Regions from separate parts of the Homo sapiens genome. Here region 2 is linked to region 1. Evidence: chromatin contacts called from ENCODE Hi-C or POLR2A ChIA-PET data. All regions are on one chromosome and are shown on one strand. The core of a region is the stretch at or near the end of the contact, and the rest is flanking DNA. Distances in the headings are between cores, read along the strand shown.

Region 1 (7,426 bases), core at 1,327-3,826:
AAAAGTATATAGCATCTAACACATCACAATACATAATCCAGAGAAATCTTTTAATAAATATTAATTGAATGAAAAATTGCATGAATGGGTCAAAATCTAGTCATCTCTTTCCACTCAGCAACTCCTGCTGCATTCCCCCTTGGCTGAAGCCATGGTAACTTATTTAAGTATCATTTGTGTGGTACATATTTCATTTAATCCCCGTGACCCTACTTAAGTCCACTAGTTTTATAACTTGTCAAAGAGCCCAAAACTTGTAATCGAAAGATAACAGATTTCATCCCAGGATTTCAATTTCTAAGCCCTCATTAACACAGCCGGAGTGTGTTTTTCTGAATATTGTTTTGTTTTGTTATGTTTTCAATCTAATTATTTCTTGGGAAAGTTGACCTTGTTTCAGTGCTTTCGTTATCCTCTCTCCAAAGAACCCTTCCCCTTCCCTTTATGATGCTCCCATAATAAAGACATGCCATTCTTTCTGGACTCAGTTCATTCTTTTAGAACACACCTCCTCCTATCTTTATCTTAGCACATGTGTTTTTATTCACTTATTTAATATTGATTACATTTCTTATCTAAGGAATATTTTATGAATAAACAAATGATTATATAATTTGAGTATTATATACTATATATGTTAATGTAACATCATACTTTCACTACAACCATATGTTGAAATTTAATTATAGCTTTTAATTTTGACATAATTGTGATTCACCGGCAGAATTCCTTCATACCCAACCTTTTATTTACCAGAGCTGCTACCAAAATCAAAACTCCCAAAGTAGATGAAAAAGAACAAACACACACATTTAACACTCCTTAAATGTCAGCTTTTTAAGAAAGATCTTTGTCTTATTCACATTGTGACAAATTTGGCAAATATTAAGCATTCTGTCTTTCTGTATATTACAGTATGCTATAACCTACTGCAGTGGTAAATGACTTGGGAAGGTTAAAAGATACACAAGTAAATGAGAAGAAAAAAAAACAGAGAAGTGTATACTATTATTGGCTTTGAGATTCATGTATTTGGCCCTTTTAATTCATTCCTTAATGTATATTTTACATCAACCAAATACCATGAATTTCCAGAATCTTTACCAGTATTTCCAGTAAAATCTGTTTTATCAGATATAGATACACAAGACTCCATAAAAGCCCTAAACACATTCCCTCTTTGGTGGTGAAAAAGCATCTCTTAATTACCATATAAAAACAAATAAAACAAGACAAACAAAAAGGCAGAAGGTTTGGCTCATTTAAGCCAGACCCAGACTTGTTAAAGGGGATAGAAGGACACAGAGTAAAGACACACTGAGATCAGGGGTTAATGCTTTTTTTCCTAGTACCATCCCTTATCTCAGACCAAAAATGACATTTCTCTCGTGTGAGAATAGAAAGAGTGTTTAGTAACAAACACTTGTGTCAATCAATTTGCTTCTAATAATTGTATTTAAAAGGAGACCACAGCAGCCTGTTCAAATTCTTACATGTGCTGACCTGTCTAACAAGACCAAGAGGGGGGTGCATTTTGCAAACAGCCATACATAGACTTCACTAATCCCAGACTCTTCTCTCGTTGTCATTTATGACACACACGTTTTGAAGATTTCCAGGTGTAAGCCATTTAATATCACCATAAAAATGAAAAAAGGAAACTTTACAATGATACACTTTATGGATGGAGGTGTAGATCATCCCAAATATTATCATGTAAAATTATTCCATTCAAATAAGTCCATCAACATAGGGTTGTTTATTTATTAGAGCTGATGGTTGCCAACAGCGCTCTCTAAAAAAATTAAAACAAGTTGCTTTCCTATACCCACACACACATACACAAACTCACAGAAAATAAAACATCAAAACTTCAGCAAAACGTATGCATTTTACCACCCAAATCACAAACACAACAATGATGGTAAACACACTTCCTTCTGCTTCTAGGGAGCAGGTTTCTTTGTGTGTACTCCAAACTATGTGAAATTACAGAGCTATCTAGAGAAATAGAAAACTCAACTGCACTGCTAGAAGAAGAGAAATAATTTATTATTATATTTTGGTTTAAAAAGTGGTAACATCAAAGCATACAAGATGTAAAATATGAATCAAATTATTCACATCCCATGATTAATGGACTGATAGTGAAAAGAAGCAGAATTGCCTTTATATAAGCACCAAACTATGTCCTAAGTGCTCTGAATTGTCAAAGTTCTGCAAAGGTTAAACTCTGTTTAAAACACACACTGAAGACTTTTATTGTTGAGATACAAGTTAACAGAAGTTAATGACTGATAGAAGTTGTTTTTTTTTTCCTCCCAAGCAGATATCTCTCTGAATGACTTTATCACTAATAGAAACTGGATGAAATTGTCCTGGGCTAAATATTTTCATGTCTACATTATCTGAAGAGTAGAATTAATTAACAGAGGATTACAGTTTTATCTATGTAGTGATTTATCTGCAGTTTTAAGGAGATGCATTCATGGGCAATCAGTCTTAATCTCCCACACAAGAGCTGTAACTTGGAAGACACAAATAGCAGCAGTAGCTGTAAGGCAAAGATAGCATTCTCCCAGGAGCCTAGCCAGCTGTTGAAAGAATACAGATCATTGTTTGCTGCTGAGTGCAAAAAATCATTAAGAGATTACTCATAGAATTATTACTAATCTGTGTTGCATTGTAAAAGTGAAAAAAAAGCAATGATATCATGTGACTACCAAGATGCATCACTTTCCAAGATATCCTTCGCTAACTAGTCCACCAAAAAACATAAACCTAGTTCTATAAAGACTTATTTATTGGTCAGTGAAAGAATATGTACATGTTTTCCATGAATGGATAACCATTCCAGAGAGTGTGGCAAACTCCAGATTCCAGAAGTCTTAAGAGCCTGTTAATACACAGTAATATGTGACCTGAATGAAAGAAAATTGTCTCCCTGAATGTTTTGTTTCAAAGGATAATTTCAATTGACTTTCAAATTTTCTACAGTTATTATCCTCTTACTCATAAATATTTCATGAATACAGTTTTATAAAGAAGCAAAATCTCAAAGAATTATTAGATAGTTAAATAATTGTAATATTCTACTATAACTAAACAAATTGATTTTCAAAATCAATTTAAATATAATGCATATAATTTTGAAAATTAAGACATTTAATTGTTGATTGAATATTAGTTTACTTTAAAAATATAATAGTTTAGAAACAAGAATTAAGCCTTACATAAAGCTCTAAAATTAGAATGAAGTTGGTCTCAAGGTGTTCCTGTTTTCTTTAAATTAGGCCTAGCAATGAGCTTTCAGTGATTATTTAGAATACTGTAATGATAACAGCTATGCATACCAAGCATTGGTATGAAAATTATATATTTAATAATTAAATTAATAACAAATAAACAATTGTAGCAATAAATTAATTAATGAAGGAGTTAATATAATTAATAAATTTTAATTTTTTGTTTCTTCCCTAATTTGATCCAACAAGGTGGAGCTTCCATTATCTCCCTCATGGTACAGATAAACAATATTAACTTTCTCACTGTCACAGAGTTAGTTATCACAAAGCCAGAGATAATATCTAGGTCTTATTACTCCTAATATTCTTTGCATGAAAGTTTCAACTAATAACAACTGCTACATCTGTCTCAGGGCAAAGTTTTCCTATTCCATTCCAGAACAATGTTTCTGCTTTAGCCTTACTCCCAAGCTCCTATGCTCATTCTTAGCGTGCTCTCTCCTCCTATGCATTTAGTTTCTTCCTTTTTCCTCTACCTTAAGTCAGTGTTGTGGAGACAATAGAACACTGGGAACACACTTGCAGATGAACAAAGTTGGGTGTATTGACTTGTTTCAGCTTGTATTATGAGATGGATGCCACAGCAAATCTCAGTAAAAGGCTGTTAGAAAGGACTCATTAGGATTGTTAAGTAATATAGTAGAAAATTCTAAGAGGAAGGGTTTTCCTCTGACCTGAGTGCTCTTAGGAAGCAGAGGTAAATTAATCATTTGGTATCTTAATATAATTTTCTAGAAGCTAGATGTCATTGTGGTTTTTTTAAAAATGTTTGTTATTATGGAGTTAAAAAAAAACCTGCAGGCTAGGTTCCTACAACAGTGGATAGATAAAAAATAGTTGTATTTACTTGACATCTTGTTTATATATTGGTGGAACACGTAGCACATATTTGAAGGTTCACAAATTGCCAAGAAATATCAGTGTAATCAAATTTACTGGTTCTTACAAATTTTTTTTAAGTCTTAAAGTCATTAAGTTATTTTTATCACTGAGGATAACAATGCATTCCGAAGTATACACATAGTTTACTATTGTTTTTATTATGAGCATTTTAGAAAGGAAAAATTATTAAGTGAATGTTAGAAGCAAATACACATCTTTTTGAGTTAAACGTTAATATTAAATGTCAAAAATTAGCTTAGAATACCCACAAAGGGTGGTACTTGACTGATTCATTCTGTATAATGAAAAATGGTTAATGATGAATGAGTATATTTACTACACAAATAACAGATTTCAATGACACTATGTACAAATATTTGAGAATGTTTTGTGTTTACCTGTAACAACTTAAAATAAAGGCATAACTGTCTGATAGCCATCTTTTGGTCAATATTTAGCTCTTACATTTTCTTTAGTGGAAAAAATCTGTTCCTTTTACAGATTGTCTGGCAGCTAGAGGTCAACCATTCTAATCTCACCAGATTTCACTAAATGATCTTGTGAATTCTTCTGCTCCATCAGTAAAATAAAACAGTTTTTAACCACCTTTAGGTGATAGAGGTTACAGTAAGTCTATGTACACAAAAGACTTTCCTTTACATCTTGAAATCAGTGAGTTGATAGTTTATCTACAGTGAATATTTGTGGTTACATGACAAAAACAGGTCAAAGGTTTTGTGAGTTTTCTTCTGAAATTGCTCAGTGCCTTCTCTAATGACTGATAATTGAAAACAGAGATTGGGACTATCAAATGTGGTGGGTGACAGATAAGTAGTAGATTAATGCCAATACTTGGTTACAAGACACTAAAAGGTCAGAAGTCACATGAATTAGCTATTGTGCTACTGTGAAAAGACAGACATCAAAAGTCTATTATCCCCTTTAACAGCTCTTAGCCTAGCTTGAAATCCATTCTCACTTCCTTAGATTATAATTTACAAGTAATCTCCATGCCATTTTACATATGATGTCAAAGTGAAGCCACTCACCCTAAGTATATCAATAGTTGGAGTTTGCATATTTTATTTACATAATAAAGAAAGTTTGTTTTTAAAAAATCACATTTTTAGTGTATTCAATGTTTATCTTGGTATATTTTAGGAACATTTTATTTAGAAAAAAATAATTATACTCAATGAAAAAAACACTTGAAAAAATAAAGAAGTTGACAAGTATATTTTATTTGCTCAATATTTCTCTATGGGGGAAATGGAGTGGGTTTAAGACACAGTTTGTATAGTTTAAAGGATATGAGGATTTTTATAGCTGAACAAACAAATAAATATCTGAAATCACCCACTTTTAATTTTAAATTGGTATAATATAATAGAGTTCACTCAAGTTCAATTTGTGGTTCAATCTGTCATTTTGCAAAAAGACAAACTATGAATTTTTCTGCCAAATGGGTTGCATCAGTGAAGTTTGGTACATGGATGTATAATCACAAAGAAATGTGATTATCATATGGAATAATATATAATTAATAGAGACACATTAGTTTTACAGGTTTCTAAGATTAGGAATAAAACTATAAGAATATATTACATATACACTCTAAAATTAATATAGGAGTAGCTGATGTTCTGTTCTGTTTAGGCAAGAACTGCAAGTGGCCCACGTTTGTTTCCTAAGGAGTGATTATTTGCTTTATGTCTCCCCCGGTAGATTGTAAGCTTGATAACAGCAGCACTTTTGTTTTGCTTACTACCGTACACTCTTCCTTACCTCAATCCCTAGCACACAGCAGGTATTCATATACATGTATAATAAATAAATATAGGAATATATGTTGGTTTTCTTGTTTTTTTTCAGATTTTTTTTTATTGTTTCATAAGGAAGGCTAAATCCAGACTCTGCCATTCCAGTGAATTCAAAAGCAGAACCCCTCAACCATCTACTGTGGCACAGCCCTGCTCATGCCACAAAATAGTATTAATATTAGTTCTAATAGTATATATATATTTTTTACTTCCTTCTTCAAAGGAAATTCAAATAAATAGTGATAACTAGACAGAATCCTAATGTCACACATTTATTTTCAGTTTCACACTACCTGTGTTGGTACTTAAAAACATATGCTAGTGTAATAGAATCTCTATAATTCTTTAATGAATATATTACTCTTGAGGAAGAAAAAAAGGTAATTCAAAAAATACATAACCATGCAAAAAAAATAACATTTATCTTATGGTTATTATCAGAATTGTATTAAAGTAATCCACAGAATGAATTACGCATTGTGAAACACCATATGTGATGTTTTTGAACATAATATGATAATTTCTATATTCTCATTGATTTTTTCTTATGCATATAAAAATATTCCACCAAACTGTGTATATGTAATATAACCAAATCTTTGGTAACATATTTATAATTTTTAAGCTTCTTTTTAAGGTATTAAAAACATTTGGTCCCTTCAAAAGTATGGTTGTTTTGTGTGTTTCTTTTACATTTGGTTGTTAGGACTGCTATTATATGTCATAAGTTTCCCTAATATCATCCTTACAAATTAAACTTTACCAGTCTTTACATTTACAGTTAGAAACTGGAATACATAATACATGACTTAACATCTCTTTATAGCACATTATTAAAATGGTGAGTTATATGAATCAATGTATTGTATTTAAAGATGTATTGTATAATTGGAGAGTTACTTCAGAACATATGTGTATTTAATAAAGATTTAACAGGTGCCAGAATCAATAAAGAAATCACATGATCTTCCTACATTTTATTGAATGAGACCACACTGTAATTAGAGTCAAGGGATCCTTAGTGGTCTCAGTTCACAGAGTATTCACATGAACAGTCTCATATTTGGGTTGACATGGTTTCACACTCTTGGACTTTTCCTTTGTATTGGGATTTCAGGTCAACCACAAAACTCAGAGCAAAATTCAGCTACGCATCTTTGAGCAGTATCTGGTTTTGAGTTCAAATATACAAACCCTTCAAGTTTCTTAAGATGCACACCTGGAAACAACAATAAGTCTTTTGAGATTTATGTTAGACCATCTTATTTTAGATTCAAATTTAATAATTTCCTGAGTCTCCAATCCAATGTTATGTTAGTTATCAGATGATCTGTTTTCTGATGCTTTTGCTGTTAAGTTTGACTTGTTCTTAATGTTATTTAGTAATCCATCTAACTAACTCATATATACTGTTACATA
Region 2 (7,426 bases), core at 2,926-5,425, 43 kb after region 1:
CAAAATTATAATAATGATTTAAGTAGTAATGAGAATAGCTGCAAATTATAAATCATAAATTCAGACATGATTTGAGTTACAGACAATACTGAAAGCTCCAGGATTGAAAGATTATTTGAACAGAGTGACTTTCCTGCTTAGAGTTTAAAAGTTTATACACCTAAATTTTCATCATGAATCAACTTCTTAAAAATTAAAACCCTCAAAGTGAGTTGACTTATGAAAATAAGCATTAAAAACTTTTCATTTTTTTTTTACATTCTTTCAAAGGGTTCTTTATAGACTGTCCATGTCTTTACAATCAAATATCTTCTAATTGTATATTACTACCTTGGCTTCTAATTAGTTTCCCCTCCTTAACAAGCAAGGAAATGGAACAGGTAATATCTAAAATTAAAGTAAAACCATGGAATAGTTCTAGGACTCTGACCAAAGGTAGTATGAAAAGCACCTTTCAGCAGCTAATCACAGAAAATGTTGCTTTTGGGTCCTCAGAGGAAAGCACCACAGTCCGTCTCATGAAGGCTCTGACATAGACTGACCTTTTCCAAAGCACTCTAGTGGGGGAACAGAGTCCATCAGCTGTCCAGCTTGAAGAAAGAGTCAATGAAATTCAAGGTTTTTCTTTTAGACAGAGGAAAAATTATGTGCATAATGTTTCAGAATTTCAGCAAGGCATTTATTTGACAAAGTCTTGTAGGCTGAATGTAGATTTCCTCTAACATTAGATCTCCATAGTATATTCTAGTAGAAATAGTTGTAATAGCAGTTGAGACCATTAATTTAGTATTTGTCTCATGTAGGCTCAAAAGTCTAGGACCTTACATTATACAGTCTTAACTCCAATTCTGTATTATGAGCTCCACTTAGATGAGGAAATAGTTTCAACGAAGTGAAATGGTTTGCTCAAGGATACGCAGCTGGAATTCAAACCAGTCTGGCTCCAAAACCCTAACACTGAAACCCTACTAAAACAGTTAAGGGAGAACCAAATGACCCTTCTTCACCCAGAGCAAAGAATACATCTACAAAAATTTTGACATAAAGCATATTTAATTAATAACCTTCATTGCTTCCCCACTAGATAAATAAGTCTTTTGTGTGTCTGCATCAAGGTTATTTGCAGAAGAGCCTACACAGTTTCTGAGTTGCACCCTCTCTTCCTCTTTTAATAATTATATAAGTGAAATTTCCAACTGTAGCAAATTTGATGGAAAACACAAACTGTACTGGAAAGGAGTTGTTCTATTCAGTGTTTCTCTGTGATTGAAGGGCAGGGAGTGGCTCTGGCCTCAAGGTTTAGTGCTTGATTATTTATGAGAACTAAATAGCTGACATACCTGCTCCACTACTAAATTCTGCCTCTCTGAGTCACAGATGGTCTGCCAGAGGAGAATAAAGGTAGCAAAGAAGAAAGACAATAATCCCTATCTACCTCATTCTAACATTATTTATGCCTGCAACATTAACTATGGAATGCGAATGCTGCATGTGAGAATATCATATGATTCCACTCAGAATTCAAAAAAGCTTTAACACACAGTCGTGGATCATCTCAGGAGGTATGGCATACAATTGACAATAAACAGGGATTTGAAAAATATATTGCTCTTCATTTTGCTCTACATACTTGCATATATTCTTCTCGTTCCCATACTGAATTTTTTCATTGGCAATTGCAGTCCGCAGTTCATATTGTGATCTGAAAGTGCTGCTTTTTCTTGTTTTAGGGGCTTCTGTTTTCTGGGTAATTTTTGTTTCTTAATTTCAATTTTCTCTAAAATGGTTTTAATATATCACCTGAAATTATTGACCCATGTACAATTTAAGGATTTTTTCTTTCAGCATGCCATGCTTATATTTACCACTTTATTTCACCAACTCCTGAAGTAATTATCTCTCACACTAAATTATTATTCTCTCTTGAATTTTACTATAAATTAACTAAATAATACAAAGATTAACATATATATCAGTAACTTGCACTGAAATTGAAGTAATTCTAGAACACTTGCTGACTAAACAACCAATGTTTATTTATCTACTTGTGCCAAATATCTTCCATTTGTACCTCAAGATCCACTCTCCACATTTCCCTATTCTGCTATTCTCACCAAAAGACTAACTTTTAGGAACTGCACCAATGGGTTCTGTGGCTCTCTGGCTTTCAGTGAGGGTGAACCAATGGAAGACCAAAGCATATGGTCTGGGTATTTATCCCTTGGTATCTGTATCCCCCCCGCTGAGTATCTAAGGATTAGATGCATGGCATCTTTCTCCCAATGCCACAGTTTCTGTCAGGGCACCTTCCCCACATATCTCTCCTCTGAGCTTTCTGGTAACTATGCCCCCTGCCCAGGAGTAGTGAAGGCTACCCTGCCATCCCAAGATACTATATGATCCCTTGTTTTGCTGCAACAAAACAAAACAAAACCTCTGCCCACAACACTATAAACATTATAACATCATTTAAACTCTCCTAAATAATTCAGTTTGCACATTCTGTCTCTTTTCTTCTGGAAATGCTGATACATCTCAGTGGGTGGGGCAGGCGGGAAGGGATGAATGGGACATGGTTTCTGTTGCCACAACATGTAATCAAACATGTAGGACTAGCATCACGGGCAAGTGACCTGCGCAGTTGCACAGGGTCCCGGGCTTAGAAGGGCCCTGCTCTTGGTGTAATACTCTGCTGCCACCATCTTGAAATTCTTAATAATTTTTGAATAAGGGGCTTGCATTTTCATTTGCATCAGGGTCCACAGATTATGTAGCTGCTCATGCAGATTATCTCAACATTCATCGAGGAAGGTGATCTTATTATCTGCACTTTTTAGATAAGCAACCAGACGCACAAATAATTTAAATAACTTGCTCAAGTTCACGCTGCTAGTAAGCGTGGAATATGGGATTCCAATCCAAGCATTCTGGCTTCCTGTATACTACTCTATTTCTGCCATGGAAGCACAGAAAAGAAAGCAACTAAATTTAATTTATAATTGAACTTTAAAGTCATGTGAGCAGTAATATGCCATGAACTGAAGATTCTGGAGATGGCTGTGTCTCCTATATAGAAAGGGTAATCACAGAGTCAGAACAACAAATAACATTGAACTTTTCATGTCATTATAGCATTAAAATAGCTGAAGGATTTTGTACATGTTAATAAATCTTTTCTTGATTTAGACATGTGTTATAGTCCTGAATAAAATCTAAATAGGATTTACATCTGTTGATCCTGACATTTTAAAACTATTTTCTTTATTCCTAACAACTCCAGGAAACCTGTTTAACAAGAACAATAAAAGTTGCTAATTTTTTTTCTAGAAAGAAATTGAACAAACACAATATTGAAGACAAGGATCTTCATTGTCTTAGAAGTCATAAAACAGCACAACCTCCAGTTTAATTTCAACATCCAACTATTCAGAATTATACAAGGTTTTAGTTTCTAAGAGTTATGTAATATGTATTTAATTCACTGCCTTCCAAGCCGAGGTTAATGCATTCTTTTTGATTTATGGGGTTTTTTGTTTGTTTGTTTTTGTTGTTTTTTTCTCCCCAAACCACTAAAGACCTTTCTTACTAATCTACAAATAGTATTTTTTTCTCTTTTTAAACATTGTACATTTTCATAGATTTTGTTTCTGCCTTTTAAAATTATCATTTATCCACAGCTTCTTGGTCAAGACTCATACAAACTAGGTGTTACTACTACTTGGTTATGCAGATTGTTTTAAACATCTCTGAAAAAGTCAGGTGAATACTCCACCATTATTTTTATCTTACTGTCAGACTTTGTGAGCTGAATCTTAAACATCCCAATCTGACATCAAAATCAAAACAGATCCCTTTTTCCTCTAAATAAATGAGCTGTTTGTCAGGGCTGACTAGTGTGTTTTAAAGGATATCTTAGCCAAGGGTATTATTTTAAGAGATGAGCAAATGGGGAAACCCCACGGCCCAGCCAATAAAATATGAACTTAAGGTGCAAAGAAGCACTCATAAATATTACTTAGAACAAGGGATTCATTGTTTCTCTCCAACCCTTTCAGTGGTTCCTCTGATCTCAGCCCCTCTCCTGTGCGTCAGGGAAGCCTCTTCCTTTAACCTGTGGTTTTTTAAAGCTGAGCTACTACATTATTTATGACTGTAAATGTGAGTAGCTTGTCTGTATGCTCCTTGTACACACATACTGAGACAACCCCCTCCTTCCCCACTTCGGTATTTTAGTGTGTAAGGATGAAAGGGTTTTCCCCTCGAGCTGATGTGGTTGGGGATGTTGAATTAGCTGCTGTTTGGTATGAGGTAGACTGAGGATTTCCCAGCATCTCCTCCACCTGTACAACTGAAAAACCAGCCTTTAATGACTCATTTCATTCCTTTTCTTTCTTTCAGGCTCTTTTTCAAAAATATTTTCTTTCTTTCTCTGTCTCATCCTTATTCCTGTATGCCTCTATATCTCACTCTTCGTCTCTTTATTCTTTCTCATTATCTCTTTTCAAAAAAAAATAATTTCTTCATGGAAGTGACAGAATATTAAATAAGGATAATAAACACAAAAGCTTTTTATAAACTAAACAGGAATGGCATGTTTGATGAGTGTTATTTTTGTTCATTGTTGATTTCTTTTTCTTTCTTTTACTTTTCTTGAAATTTTCCCTTTTAAATGTTATTTTATAAAATAAAGGCAAAACACAATTAAATTCTGTCAATGGGATCCTTAGGGAGAGATGAGGAGGCAAAGAAGAATGGGATGATGGAGAAACAATTACAGGGGATGGCAAGAGCCAGGGCAGCTCTGATGCCCTGGGGAGCTTTTCTCCCAGTGGGTGGAGGCTGCAGTTGGCACATCATAACCTTTTCCTTCTCAACTGGAGAGAAAACAGGAGAGTGTACCTCAATTCTCAAACTGTAACTAATTGATTTTCAACTAATTTAAGCCTCTAGCAAACCAGGACGAAAGGCAGACCCCAGGAAGTGTGGGAGTGGTAAGGAGAGGGGTGCCAAGAGAGCCTGGGGCTACAGAGACCAAGAACAAGGAGGAAAGGCCAAAAAATACTGGGATGAGAAGGGAGGAGGGAGAGTGGTGATATTACAGAAAATGGAAGAATGAAAGGGAAGGAGAGGTGGCAGCTGAGGCAGTCCCAAGTCCTTCTTAGTTCCAGCTAATACGTCTCATTAAACTTTTAAAATTTGATATTTGTGAGTAACCACTACAATTTGAAAAAAAAAAAAAAAGCATTTAATTAAACTATGATTATAACTATCTCTGGCAACCCAGAGTTTGTCTGTCATGCCAATCACTTGATAATCAACCATCTTTAAAGGAGAAAAAGAATCCCGTTGGTCGTGATTATGAATGTGAAGTGTTGTTGAAGAAGAGAGAAAAAGGTCTCCTCACTCAGCAATATTTTTCTCTTCAAAAGTTAAAACTTTTACAGAATGATTGTTGCTTTACCCATTATTAGCATTAGTTACTCCAGGCATAATTTATGAATATATACTATAATGGCTTTATATTATCTTTCCTTCCAACCCATCCCCCTTCAAAAAAAACTTCCATGTGTTTATGGGTGTGTTTATGTTACACAAGTGTTAATAACTCTGTTGGAGAGACTACATAGATAGGCATCTTTAGGTAGATTTGTATATAAATTACTTTCCACTGGGCACTTGATTCAGCCAAAAACAATAATAAATTATCAATGATGTCTTTCAAATCTGTCAACTGAGAACATAAAGCATTTTTTCCTTCCAGTACCAAGAGAACTTAATGATTAGGGTAAGTAGGCAAAAAAGGTTTAGTTTTTGAAAGCGTTTTTCTTTCATGATAACAGACTAAATATGTTTTTATATTTAAAAAATTTAACAACACATTTAAATACTTTTGTGCTTGGAATTAAAACGTATTCTTGAAATACATCTAAGAGAAAAACCATTAATAAACTCAAAGTTCAACTTTTTCCAGAGGAATATGTAGATACAAAGAATAATATAAAAGTAATTTTCCTGTTTTTACTTCCTCTAAAACATCTAGTGTTATGTCATTATGGTGATAATGTCACCAAGTAATCAAATAAAATTGGCTTCTAACTAAAAGATCTTAGAAATACACTACATGTTTTATTTGTGTAAACAAGAGATAAATATTGTAAGCAAATTATCTAATCATGTCTTTAACTTGTACTGGTATTTAATACATATACTAACACTTAGCACTTTTGACAAAGAGATGGTTAAAAAAGAAAATAAAACTAAACAGAAAAACATTTTTATTACTAACAAAATAATATTATATTGACCAAGCAAAAGTTCCACTGATATTCAACAGTTTTAGGGAAAAAGCAAAGAATTCAATCTGTAAAATTTAATACTATGAGACTGATAAAAGTGGCCTAAGAATAATGAATATGATCGAAGGAATATTTCTCTTCACACAGTTAATAATTTATATTTGTTTCTTCAAAATAAACGAGTCACTAAAATAAAGGTTAAAATGATATGTTTGGTTTCATATTCAGATGTCTGCATGCCTTAGGCAATTTATTTACTTTTTATTTTGCTTTTAGTAAATTCAAATCTATTTTTCACTTATGAATATAAAGCTAATCTCATCTGAATTTTAAACAGTAGGTATTCTGTTAAACATGATTCTGAGTTTGGATTAAGTTTAATTGTTCTTCGTGACCAAAACTATGTTGAAAAAAGAATTTCTGAATGGCAAGGTACCTGTGGAAAATCCATTATTTGACTTGAAAAGGACAACACACAAGCATTTTTTAAAAGGATGCTACTAGATCCTTTTTATATAATTCTTCTAATTATGGGAAATGTCAACAGATTCTTTTCACATATTTAAATATCCAGGTGACTTCCTCAATACAAATCCCTTGCCTACTACTAATGTGACTCATTTGTACTTAGTCTCAACTATATGCATGTCTTTTAAGACAGTGAAAAAATAAAATCTAATCCTTTTTAGTCTTATAAGAACATGAAATAAACTACAGGTAATATTTGCTAACGGATATTACATTTAAAAAGCACTGGCACTCTTATTGCAGCTAATAATGTTATTACACTTTCACCTTTTCTGAGTATGCTTATTTATTTATTTGATTATAAAAGAAATGCAAAAGTTGAAGCTTTTTACTAAGCAGTGATCAACTATAAATCTTGAATGTATTTGAAGGCATGATCAAAGGATAATTAAACTGTGGTTTAATTTTCCTTAAAGTCTACCAAGAAAAACTCACCTAGTATCAGAATCAGTTTGTCAGTAATTTCATGTAAGACATTTAGTTTGGAATTATTAAATAAAGAAGAAACAACATAGTTTGTTATTGAATATAAAGCACTACTCAGAAGTTCAAGCATGATAAAAATAAACACACAGTTTCTCTAAAGCTTATAGCTAATATTG

The links. A loop is a pair of places that touch in the nucleus more often than their neighbours do. ChIA-PET counts read pairs that join two places held with the same protein, here RNA polymerase II (POLR2A). Pooled maps may share reads with other maps.
Region 2: a loop to region 1 is called in a map of mammary epithelial cell, with 4 times the contacts of the local background. The contact joins two enhancer-like sites. A Hi-C loop is called at or near these places in 4 of 168 maps with a recorded cell type or tissue (PC-3, Panc1, left cardiac atrium and 1 more), 11 of 37 single-sample maps with no recorded cell type and 6 of 50 pooled maps. POLR2A ChIA-PET finds 5 or more read pairs at or near these places in 2 of 52 experiments (MCF 10A and OCI-LY7).

Annotation. Positions count from the first base shown.
Region 1 is chr6:55,823,300-55,830,725 of GRCh38, forward strand. All of the region lies in intron 1 of BMP5 (bone morphogenetic protein 5), which reads right to left. Among named protein-coding and RNA genes, the nearest start is that of BMP5, 49 kb to the right of the region's middle. Within about 2 kb of position 2,577, at least 3 of the 41 ENCODE cell types and tissues checked have a DNase peak (open chromatin) inside an H3K27ac peak, as active enhancers do; they include Panc1 and mammary epithelial cell, where a contact is called at or near this core.
Region 2 is chr6:55,864,976-55,872,401 of GRCh38, forward strand. The region is part of intron 1 of BMP5 (bone morphogenetic protein 5); the gene reads right to left. Among named protein-coding and RNA genes, the nearest start is that of BMP5, 6.9 kb to the right of the region's middle. Within about 2 kb of position 4,176, at least 4 of the 41 ENCODE cell types and tissues checked have a DNase peak (open chromatin) inside an H3K27ac peak, as active enhancers do; they include Panc1 and mammary epithelial cell, where a contact is called at or near this core.